2 separate regions of the Homo sapiens genome follow, and region 1 is linked to region 2. Evidence: read pairs that join two places in POLR2A ChIA-PET (ENCODE). Cell type or tissue: Panc1. All regions are shown on one strand. Each heading gives the region's core, and the rest is flanking DNA. Links, peaks and the distances in the headings are about the cores only. Region 1 overlaps PUM2 (pumilio RNA binding family member 2). Region 2 overlaps LAPTM4A-DT (LAPTM4A divergent transcript).

Evidence for each region. Peaks named below come from ENCODE experiments on the same cell type or tissue, not always from the same donor. Only the 100,000 strongest peaks of a DNase experiment are listed, where the experiment ranks them.
Region 1: POLR2A ChIA-PET joins it to region 2 with 5 read pairs; 2 of 35 experiments call an interaction of 5 or more read pairs at or near these places.

Annotation. Positions count from the first base shown.
Region 1 is chr2:20,300,922-20,306,300 of GRCh38, forward strand. The region is part of intron 7 of PUM2 (pumilio RNA binding family member 2); the gene reads right to left. Among named protein-coding and RNA genes, the nearest start is that of PUM2, 47 kb to the right of the region's middle. In Panc1, for the core only: no CTCF peak of the experiment used is centred there; no DNase peak of the experiment used is centred there.
Region 2 is chr2:20,070,703-20,076,081 of GRCh38, forward strand. The region is part of intron 2 of LAPTM4A-DT (LAPTM4A divergent transcript); the gene reads left to right. Among named protein-coding and RNA genes, the nearest start is that of LAPTM4A-DT, 21 kb to the left of the region's middle. In Panc1, for the core only: no CTCF peak of the experiment used is centred there; no DNase peak of the experiment used is centred there; H3K27ac peaks cover 547 bases.

The DNA of each region.
Region 1 (5,379 bases), core at 93-5,092, 230 kb after region 2:
CAAGCCAGACTAACACATAACTGATTATTCCCGTAAATTGTGCATTCAGTGAAAAACTAATCAGAAACTCAAAAGAATGCAATCATTTGTCTCTTATTTACCTATGACCTGGTAGCCCCCTCCCAGCTTCCAGTTGTCCCATATTTCCGGACCAAACCAATGTACATCTTATGCATATTGACTGATATCTCAAGTCTTCTTAAAATGTATAAAACTAAATTGTGCCCCAACCACCTTGGGCACATGTTGTCAGGACTTCCTGAGGCTGCGACATGGGCATGTCCTTAAACTTGGCAAAATAAACTTTCTAAACTGCTTGAGACCTGTCTCGGTTATCTTTTGGTTTGCAACTTCATCTATCATGAATTATCTTTATCACAAAAGTAGAAAACAATGTATTAGGGTTCCTGTTCTACTTATACCACTAAAAAATCTAAAAGTTTAATTTAATATAGTTTTATGATAAAAAGATTGTTATTAAAAATTCAAATACTGGGAGATATAAAGTGGAAAGTGAAAATCCTCATGTAACCTTTCCTGATATGTATACATACTTTTAAACGCATATATACTCATTCATTTTGTACTCTAATCTATAACTGTACTTTAATACACTTTTTCACCTACCAATTAATCATAAATCTCTGTCTACAGATACAAACCTAGCTCATCCTTTTTTTTTTGAGACAAGGTCTTGCTCTGTTGCCCAGGCTTGGGGTGCAGTGGCATGATCATGGCTAATTTCAGCCTTCACCTCCCAGGCTCAAGCGATCCTCCCACCTCAGCCTCCTGAGTAGCTAGGACTACAGGTACGCACTACCATACCTGGCTGATTTTTGTAGAGACAGGGTTTTGCCTATTGCTTAGGCTGGTCTCAAACTCCTGGGCTCAAGCAATCCACCCAACTTGACCTCCCCACAATGCTGGGATTACAGGCGTGAGCCACTGTGCCCAGCCACTCATTCTTTTTAATGGCTACATAATATGTAGTCTTCTGTATAGAAGGAACATGATATAATCAATCTACTACTTTTATATATTTAGATGGTTCATAATCTTTTGCTATAAATAAATAATGCTATTATTCTCTTTAGATACACAGGTCTGTACATTACTATATCCTTAAAAAAAATTTACTTCAACAGACAAAAACATAAATTCTCTTTTTAAGAGACAACGTCTCACTATGTTGCAGAGTTCAGGCTGGTCTTGACCTCCTAGGCTCAACTGATGTTCCCGCCTCAACCTCCAGTAGCGGAGAATAAAGGCAGGTGCCAACACACCTGACTTTCCTGTTTCTGTCATATAAATTCTTGATCCACATTTCTAGATTATTTTCCAGGAAAACTGTACCAGTTTACATTCCAAAAGTATGAGTGCCACTTACACTCCTGCCAAAACAGGACATTATCAAACATTCTGAAGACTCGCCAACCTAATAGGTAAATTAAAAAATTTTTTAAAAATTTTGTTTTAATCCATGGTTGTTTGGCTATCAACAAGGAAATTGTATCAAATCTTTTATGCTTTTGTTTTTCTCATTAAAAATTTCAGTCCATTAGGAATGAGACCCAATAACCGCCCCCCCAAGTTATTTTCCAAATAATCATTCTTTTGGCATTGATTTGAAATTCATCTCATCACTCTACCCTAAACAAGCATGCATGCACACATGGATCTATTTCAAAGTAATCTTGTTCAATGATCTACTCATACATTTTGAGTCCAGTACCACACTATTTTAATTGTCATAGTAATTGTTTTAAAAAACTGAAACTGTGCTCCAAAAAGTTAAAGAAAGCAGTGACTAATGAAAATTCTTGAGTTTGCAGGATGGCAGATATGAAAAGAAAGAATTTGCAGAAAGAAATGCAGAAACTCTGTTCAAATTTGCAGAAAGAAATGCAGAAACTCTCTAAGATAACAAAACTGGCTGAAATCGGTTAAAACCAATATGGACTGCAGTCTGTGCAGAACAAGCTTGCTGACATCACAGCCCAAATTTCCACCACGCTTCATACTAACTCTCCCGCAATTTGCACATGCGACCCATCAGGTGGCATGAAGAGATAGCTGTGCATGCTGAGGACTTCCCAGGCCTCCCCTTTTCTTCCACCAATTACTTAATAATCTCAAAATCCATCCCCTAAGGCCTTTCTAATAAAAATTACTCCCTTAAAGCCAGCACAGGGAGATAGACTTGAGCTGGATTCCTGTCTCCTTGTTGGTTGACCTACAAAAAAAGCTTTTCTTTTCTCAAAAACCTGGTGCCATAGCATTGGCTTCTACTGCATCAGGCAGTGAGTGCTTCTGCTCGGAAACAATATGGTTGAGCAAGTCCTCCTCCTCCGCTTTAATTTTAGTTTTCCATTAATTTTCTGGTTTTTCTGGGAGCACTGCTTGAGCCTGGGAGGTCGAGGCTGCAATTAGCCATAGGCCACTGCACTCTATGCCTGGGTGACAGAAAAGTACCATTTACTTTTCTGAGACAAACATCAAAATCAAGCTTTCAAGTTTTTTTTTTTTTTTTTCAAAAGAGAAAAAAAAACCTGCTGGGATTCTGACCAAGAGTATATTTAATACACACATTAATTTAGGGAGAACTGACATTTTTATAATGCTGAGTTTTGCCCAGAAAAATCACGTCTCCATTTATTCAAGACTTCTGGAAAAGTTTACAGTTTTCTTTACAAATGCTTTGTACATCCTTACTTACTCCCTAACTCATTCCATAGCTTTTCATTTCTCCTTTACATTTCCCATGTCTTGATTACCATAGGGAATTTCAGTGTTCTGGGCGACCATCTACGTTTTATATCCTAATTCATTTAGCGGTAGGTGATAGCCAATTATGCAGCTCACCTAGAACTATTTTTTCAATGACTTATTTACAAGACCATGAAATGGCTCCTTTTCACAGCAATCTGTTGTTTTAAGACTTCTGATAATCTCTGATGGCTCACACCCTTTATCTCTTAAGGTTCTGAAAATACTCTTACATTCTTTGCACAACTTTAAAGTTCCCTTCCATAACTTAGAACTCTGCGACATGTTTTCTGGCTGATCCTTCTTTGTACTGTCATTTTTGTTTGAAACATTATCTTACATGAGAGTTTCTCTTGCACTCACTTGTTCATTATGTGGTATCAGAATTATTGCCTAAACTACATACTATAGGGTCAAATCTCCAAACCAGGTCTTTTATTAGTAGCTGGGGGAGCTCTTACATGGTTACTACAACTCAACCCCCAAAGCCTGAACTGCATAGGCCCCTTTTTGTTTGTTTATTCCTCTTCTAGCCATCTGTAGGTCACCTGGCTTTATTCCCAATTTACCCCCCTATGGATTCTCCCTCAACTCCTTGTACTCTAGGAACTCTCCAACCAACTACATAACCCTGTCTTTTTGTTTTCATTCTATCCTATCTATTATTTCTGTCTGGCCAAGTACATGGGTTAAGCCTGCGTCTTACCTATTTTTGTACAAACTAGCTAAGAATAGTTTTAATATTTTTAAATGGTTCAAAAAAATAAAATTCAAACACATGAAAATTATTTGAAATTCCTATTTCAGCACCCATAAGTAAAGTTTTACTGGAACATAGCAATATTTATGCATCATCTAATAACCATTTTCATGCTTTACCAGCACAGTGGAGTGGTCGTGACCAAACCCATATGGTATGCAAAGCTTTAAATATTCAACAGCCTTTTGTACAGAAGACATTTGTCAACTCACACTCTAAAAATTTTCCACATATAGTCACTGTGCATTTAAAATGTGACTAGTTTGAGATCAGCTATATTCAAAGCTGACTTGAGATCAGCTATATTTCAAAAACAATATAAAGAAAAGAATGCAAAAATTCTCATTAGTAAGTTCCATATTGACTACATTTTGCAATATTTTGGATATGAGCTAAATAAAATATTCAAATTAATTTCACCTATTTTTTAATTTTTAAAAATGTGATTACTAAATAACTGCAAATTATATGGTACATATTATACATATTTCTATCGACTAGTCCTTTTCTAAATGAGCTATTGGCCAGCTAAGAGGTGACCAGGCAAATTTGGATAAAAAAGATTGTCAATAATGAATTTGCTTAACTGTGGAATTGAGTTAAAATGTGGGGTCAATTTTGATACACTATGCTTTCTAGGTTTTCAAATTTATTTATATTAGGTTTCTCACACATGAAAGTTCTGCCACATCTTTAAAGATTACGTAAGTCCAATATTATTAAAATACTCTAAGGCATTAAAATAAGAAAGAAATGGCTGGGCGCAGTGGCTCATGTCTATAATCCCAGCACTTTGGGAGGCTGAGTCAGGTGGATTACTTGAGCCCAGGAGTTCGAGACCAGCCTGGACAATAGGGTGAATCCCCGTCTCTACAAAAAATTCACTGGGCATCATGGCTCGAGCCTATAGTCCCAAGCTATGTGGGAGGCTGAGATGAAAGGATTGCTTCAGCCTGGGAAGCTGAGGCTGTACCACTGCACTCCAGTCTGGGTGACAGAGTAAGACCCTGTCTTCGAAAAAAAAAAAAAAAAAAAAAAAAAGACGTATCTAAAATTATTTTTGTGAAGCAAGAATGCTGACACTAAAAAACGTGAAAAAACTGCAGATACACAGAGACTAATTTCATCTAACTATATAGATGCAAAAATCCTAAATGAAATACTAGCAAATTGAAAGAGTATGTTAAAAGAAATAATTATTATATACAAGTCTTTTTTATTCCAAGAATGGGAAGACGATTCAACTATTTTAAAATATCATTCATGAAATCTGATATATGGTACTTGAGTTTTCATAGATAACACTTTAAAGCTACAATGAAAGACAGGAAGAAAGCCATTTACAATAACAAAACATAAAATACATAAAATAAACTTAGAATGAAATATGCAAACCCCTATGAGAAAAATTTTAAAGCACTCAAATGACACTACAGTAAACTTGAACAAAAATAAAGACACATCACACCCTGGACAAGAATACTTGATGTCAGCAGGGCACGGTGGCTCACGCCTGTAATCCCAGCACTTTGGAAGGCCGAGGTGGGTGGATCACTTGAGCTCAGGACCAGCCTGGGCAACATGGTGAAACCCTGTCTCTACAAAAAATTTGCCAGGTGTGGTGGCGTGCACCTGTGGTCCCAGCTACTCGGGAGGCTGCGGCGAGAGGATCACTTGAGCCTGGGAGGCAGCAGTTGCAGTGAGCCAAGACTGCACCACTGCACTCCAGCCTGGGTCAAACAACAAGACCTCCTTGTCAAAGAAACAACAACAAAAACAATAACAACAAAAAAAACCTGATGCTTGATGGCATAAAGATGTCAAATTTCCCTAAGTAAATTACAACATTTAAT
Region 2 (5,379 bases), core at 90-5,089:
ACACTATACTAAATTTATAAAAAACAATTATGTTATAATGTTATGACAGCTACGATGTCATGAGGATAGGAATTTTTCAGCTCCATTATAATCTCATGGGATCACTGGTGTATATGTGGTATATCATTGACTAAAACATCACTATGCATTTGTGTATATAAACGACTATATATGGAATTATCATGGTTGTAAGAAAATGGTATAGGAGCTGGGCGCAGTGGCTCATGCCTGTAATACCAGCACTTTGGTAGGCTAAGGTGGGCAGATCACGAGGTCAGGAGTTCGAGGCCAGCCTGGCCAACATGGTGAAACCCCATCTCTACTAAAAAACAAAACAAAACAAACAAACAAACAAAAACCAAAAATTAGTCGGGTGTGGTGGCAGGTGCCTATAACCCCAGCTACTTGGGAGGCTGAGGCAGGAGAATCACTTGAAACCGGAAGGCGAAGGTTGCAGTGAGCTGAGATCACACCCCTGTACTCCAGCCTGGGCGAAAGAGCAAAACTCTGTCTCACAGGAAAAAAAAAAAGAAAGAAAGAAAAGAAAATGGTATGGGAAACTGAGAGGCTAGGGAATAGGGAAGAATGGCAGCTTATTTTTTCTTTCACTCTCTACTTTTTGTGTTTTTAAAATTTTATGGCATATGCAGAAGAAACCTTGGCTTTACATCCCAGCTCCATCGGCTAGAGATGTATCCCAGCCTTCCCGCTTCAGGGCTGCAGGCACAGGAGTGGCCGTTTTAGAGCGAAAGCCATAGCAAGTGGGGGTGGACAGGGATGGAGGCCAGAGATGTGCTCCTGAGTGGCCTGGACAGGATCCAGGAGTACGGTTCACCCGTTTGTAGTGGTGTGGACGGCCTGTGCCAGGGACCAGGAAAGATAGGGCTGGAGCTCCAAGGGGCACGGAGGGGCTGTGAGAGCCAGAAGGGGGCTGAGTCAGCCAAGCAGCACCACTGGCTCCACCACACAGAGCTTTTTCTTTGCAGTGAAGTCTGGGCCGCTCACTTTTTAGCCCCAGGCTGGGGAAGATGACATAGGTTCCCAGACGGTGAGCCTCACCCAGTGAAATTTCTTTCTGGCTGCAGGGTACATGCAGACCTGACCTTTTGGGTTTGCAGATCTGTGTGGAAAGATAACCTTCTCACAGGAGGCTTGCAAAGGAAATCCCTGCAAATGAGGACAGGTAATAATACCTTTGCTTTCCCAGTTCTTTAAGACTCTGACTCCACAATAACAGGGCTTTGCTTCCAAAAAAAAAAGGCCAACATGTGTTGCAATTTCAGCCAACATATGTTGCAAACTCAGGCTCAGCATCTGGTAGTAGTTAAGGGCAGGCTGACATTCACTGTGTAATTCAAATTCCTCCAGCCCTTTGTCCTCTTTCCCAGGCTCCTAGCAGCCTCCTCCCCTTCTCCCACTTCCCCTGACTTTCCCCCAAACTCTAGACGGACTTGTTCCTCTGCTTCCCAGTCTCACCAGGACCACCCCACCCACTCCTTTGGAGGTTGTTTTCAAAGCAGTGAGCAGAAAGAATCCAAGGCCACATGCCACTCACTCACTCAACCCGGGGCACGTTGTAAGGGACTGGGTTTCTGTTTGTTTTGTTGGCGTTTCTTGTTTTGGGAGTCGGAGGGAGTAGAAAGGGAAGGGAAATTATTTAGTGGATTTTTTTTTCCTTCTTTTCCTTTTCTTTCTTTCCAGAAAACTAGCATTTCATAGTTCAGGACCCAGTGAACAATCAACTGCTGACTCTCACCAATATCAAAGGGAAAAAGTTAGTAAAGGAGTTCGTCCCACTGCTCTAGCTGTCTAAAAATGTAACAGGCTTCCCCTTCCCCAACATAACCTGTAACTAAAATCTTGTTTATTTTCTGAACTTTTCAAAGAGGTTTAAGTACATTTTTGTGTATTTTTGAGAAAAGCACAGCTTATCCTATCACTGTCTTGCATCATATTTTTAAGTACCACATTACAAAAGACAAATATCACCAAGGCCCCTTAGAGCGTCCAAGATATAAAACTGCCGATGGACTGGCCACAGTGCCTCATCCCTGTAATTCCAATGCTTTGGGAGACCAAGGTGAAAGGATTGCTTGAGGCCAGGAGTTTGAGACCAGCCTGGGCAACATAGCGAGACGCTGTCTCTACAAAAAATAATTTTTTTTAATTGGCTAGGCATGGTGGCTCATACATGTAGTCTCAGCTACTTGGGAGGCTGAGGCAGGAGGATTGCTTGAGCCCAGGAGTTTGAGGCTGCAATGAACTATGATCATGCCACTGCACTCCAGCCTGGGAAACAAAGTGAGTCCTTGTTTCTGAAAAAAATAAACTGCCAATGGTGGCTTGTATGCTTGTATACCTGCCACCCTCACGTAAAAGAGGAGCAGTCCGCAAGATGGTCCCCCTCAATGCCATACCCCCTTCCAGAGCTTTCCCTCTTAAGGCAGAAATGGTGTCTGCTGTACATTCTGGTCTGGTATGTGGGCATATGCCCCTAGTTTCCAATTCAGACTGAAATTATTTACACCACATGCTCAAGCTGAAAGGATTACCCAAGGCGTGATCCTTGAGTGCCTCTGTCCCCACATCTCCCACCTCCCTCAGCATGCACTACTTCCAAAATATGCTTTACAACTGTCCCCTCTCTCCATCTCCACTGCCACCTCTCTAATCCTAGCTACCATCCTCTGTCACTTGGAATATGCAATACCTCCCTACCTTATCCCTCTGCTTTTCCTTGTGTAGAAAAAGTCATTGAAAAGTTCTGTCTGTACCTTTTTCTTCTTTGGTTCACTCTCCCATCCCTCCCATCATTTTTCAAGCAGGTAGACAGACTTGATAATCCCATGTTTCTAGAATTCTAGAAAGGCTATAAGGCAGCCTAACAACATCTCAGCTTTTGCAGAAGCCTGAATCAGAGATGACTTTTGGCGAGGTGTCCTGGGGGGTGTGGGGAGAGAGTGTGTGTGTCTGGACACAGCAGCAAGGACAGAGATGAGATTTTTTCTAGATTGAGAATAGAGGGAGTTCCTTAATCCCCGAGAGCAGGGAGGAGCCCAGTCAAGGTTCCAAGGAAGAGGCCTTAGGAGGTGCCCAGATCAGAGAGCTTGGCAGGCTGAGGTGCTAAGGTGAGGCAGGAAATTAAAGAAAAATAAAATTAAGAAGAAAGAGAAATAAGTTTTCCTGTATTGGGCTGACTTGTCCCAGAGGCAGCAACAGGCACAGCCCAGACCCAGGAAAAGTCTTGATAATATTATCTAATGTGCTCTGGAGACTCTCCCAGCCCTCCCTCAACATAGGGAAAAGAAAGACAAAATTTCCTTTGTTTTATGGAATGAGTTTATAGATTGCTGTTCTCTGTAACTAGTGACTTCAAGTATTCTGTTTTATCTAAGAAGTACAACGAAGGTCATTAGAAGCCTGAGTAGACCTGAACTACAGCTGCCTGGGCACCATAGTGAAGGTTATAAGATAAGCCCGTGCCCAGGCAAACCTAGATAACGGACATCTGGGTTGCTTGGCAACGGTCATGTGCAATCCTGTATTTGTCCTGCCTCTGTGTCCCTGCTTTCACACCACCGTAAGCTTGCTTCAAGCTAGCCCACCCCCTTTTGTGAAGTGTGTATAAAAGTCAGGTGCTGTCTTTGTTCTGGGCCCAGTCTTTTGGATGTGAGTCAGCTGGGCCTGAGTGCACTCAATAAAGATTCTCCTGTTTCAACGTGAGGTCTCTCTCGTCCTCCTGAGTCCCACAACAAAGGAAGCGGACTTTACCTGCAGAGAGTCACTAAAGGGGGCATGCTAGTCTTGGACAGTCAGAGCACCTGTTATAATCATGCCAACTAGAGGCCCTCACCATGTTTCATGAGTGTCAAATAAGGATTCCCTTGTGATCCTGAAAGGAAAAGTGGTCTCAAATATGACGTTTCAGGAAGGGAGGGGCTTAAGGCAAAATTAGGCTGAGCTACTGGAAATAAAGTGGTGTTTCCTGAAGACCTAAATGTGGACCAGGATTTATACTCACTATTCACTTAAGGTGACCAGTGGTCCCAGTTTGCTTAGAACTAAGAGATTTCTCAGGACATAGGACTTTCAATGCTAAAATTGAGAATGTTCTAGGCAATCTGGGATGAATTGTTTACCCTATTTAAAGTTCTTTCTACAAAATGATAAACTTACAAATGAAGTCAGGTCATAACTGTCTCTTACCATGGCCTTGGGGCTCCGTGGTGATCCGGATCCTGCCTCGTACTTCATCCAGCTCTGCCCGGTTCCTTCCTATCCAGCCACCCTGCCTCCATCCTGCCTTCAGCCGACCTAGTTTATTCCTGTCTCTTAACCTATCACCTGTGATTCCTTCTGCCTGCACCACCTTCACCCTTTTCTCCTGCTCTTTCCCAAGGTCACCTCCCTTCCCTCCTGCAGAGGTCAGCTCAGAGAAACGATCCCACACCTTCCTCTCTGAAATCGCTTCCTCCACCTCAGCCCCAGTCTCTCTCTGGCTGCCATAACCCTCTGTAATTTACTCGTGGTACTGATCTCATGTGTGAATTAGCTTGATTGTGCACTTGTCTCTTTTCCCCTTAGCATGGAAGCTCCAGGAGGGAACCCTGTCCTAGACTCTGGCTCAGGGGTTTACACAAAGTCGGTGTTCAACAGTTGTTGCCTGGCTGATTGCAAAAAAGGCTTTGTTTTTTTCTCTGTTCTTTTTCTTATTTTACTAAAAAAAAAAAAAGCAGTAAGTAAGCAGGTTAAATTTTTTCAAGATTAACCCTTATTTTGGTGGAGAAAAAAAAATCATTTGGCCTGGTTAGTGCTGGGGTTTAGTAGAGTAACCTTTGTTTTCTTCTTCTTGATGAACATTGTGGCCCATTTCCCTTTCAAAATTTTCTTTCTAGTCTCTATAACAAAGAACTAGTCACAGGTAAGACACGAGAGAAAAAAAGGAAAGAAAAACCAAGTGGTGGGGCAGACAGCACAATGTAAGATGGCTAAAAACAAGTCCAAATATATCAAAAACCACAATAAATTTAATTTTTCTTAGTTTTCCTTTTCAAGGATCAAGGCTACCAGTTTGGTTAAAAAATTCAGCCATATGCTGTTTCCATGGGACACACCAAGATCATAAGAACATGGAAAATTTGAAAATCAAAAAATGGGAAAACAGATCAGGCAAATGGCAACCACAAGAAAGTTGACATCAGAAAAAAATATTTTTAATTTATTATTTAAAAAGAAATTTTTTTGAGACAGGGTCTCACTTTTGTCACTCAGGCTGGAGTGCAGTGGTGTGATCTCGGCTCACTCCAACCTCCATCTCCTGGGCTCAAGCGATCCTCCTGCTTCAACCCCGCAAGTAACTGGGACTACAGGCACACGCCA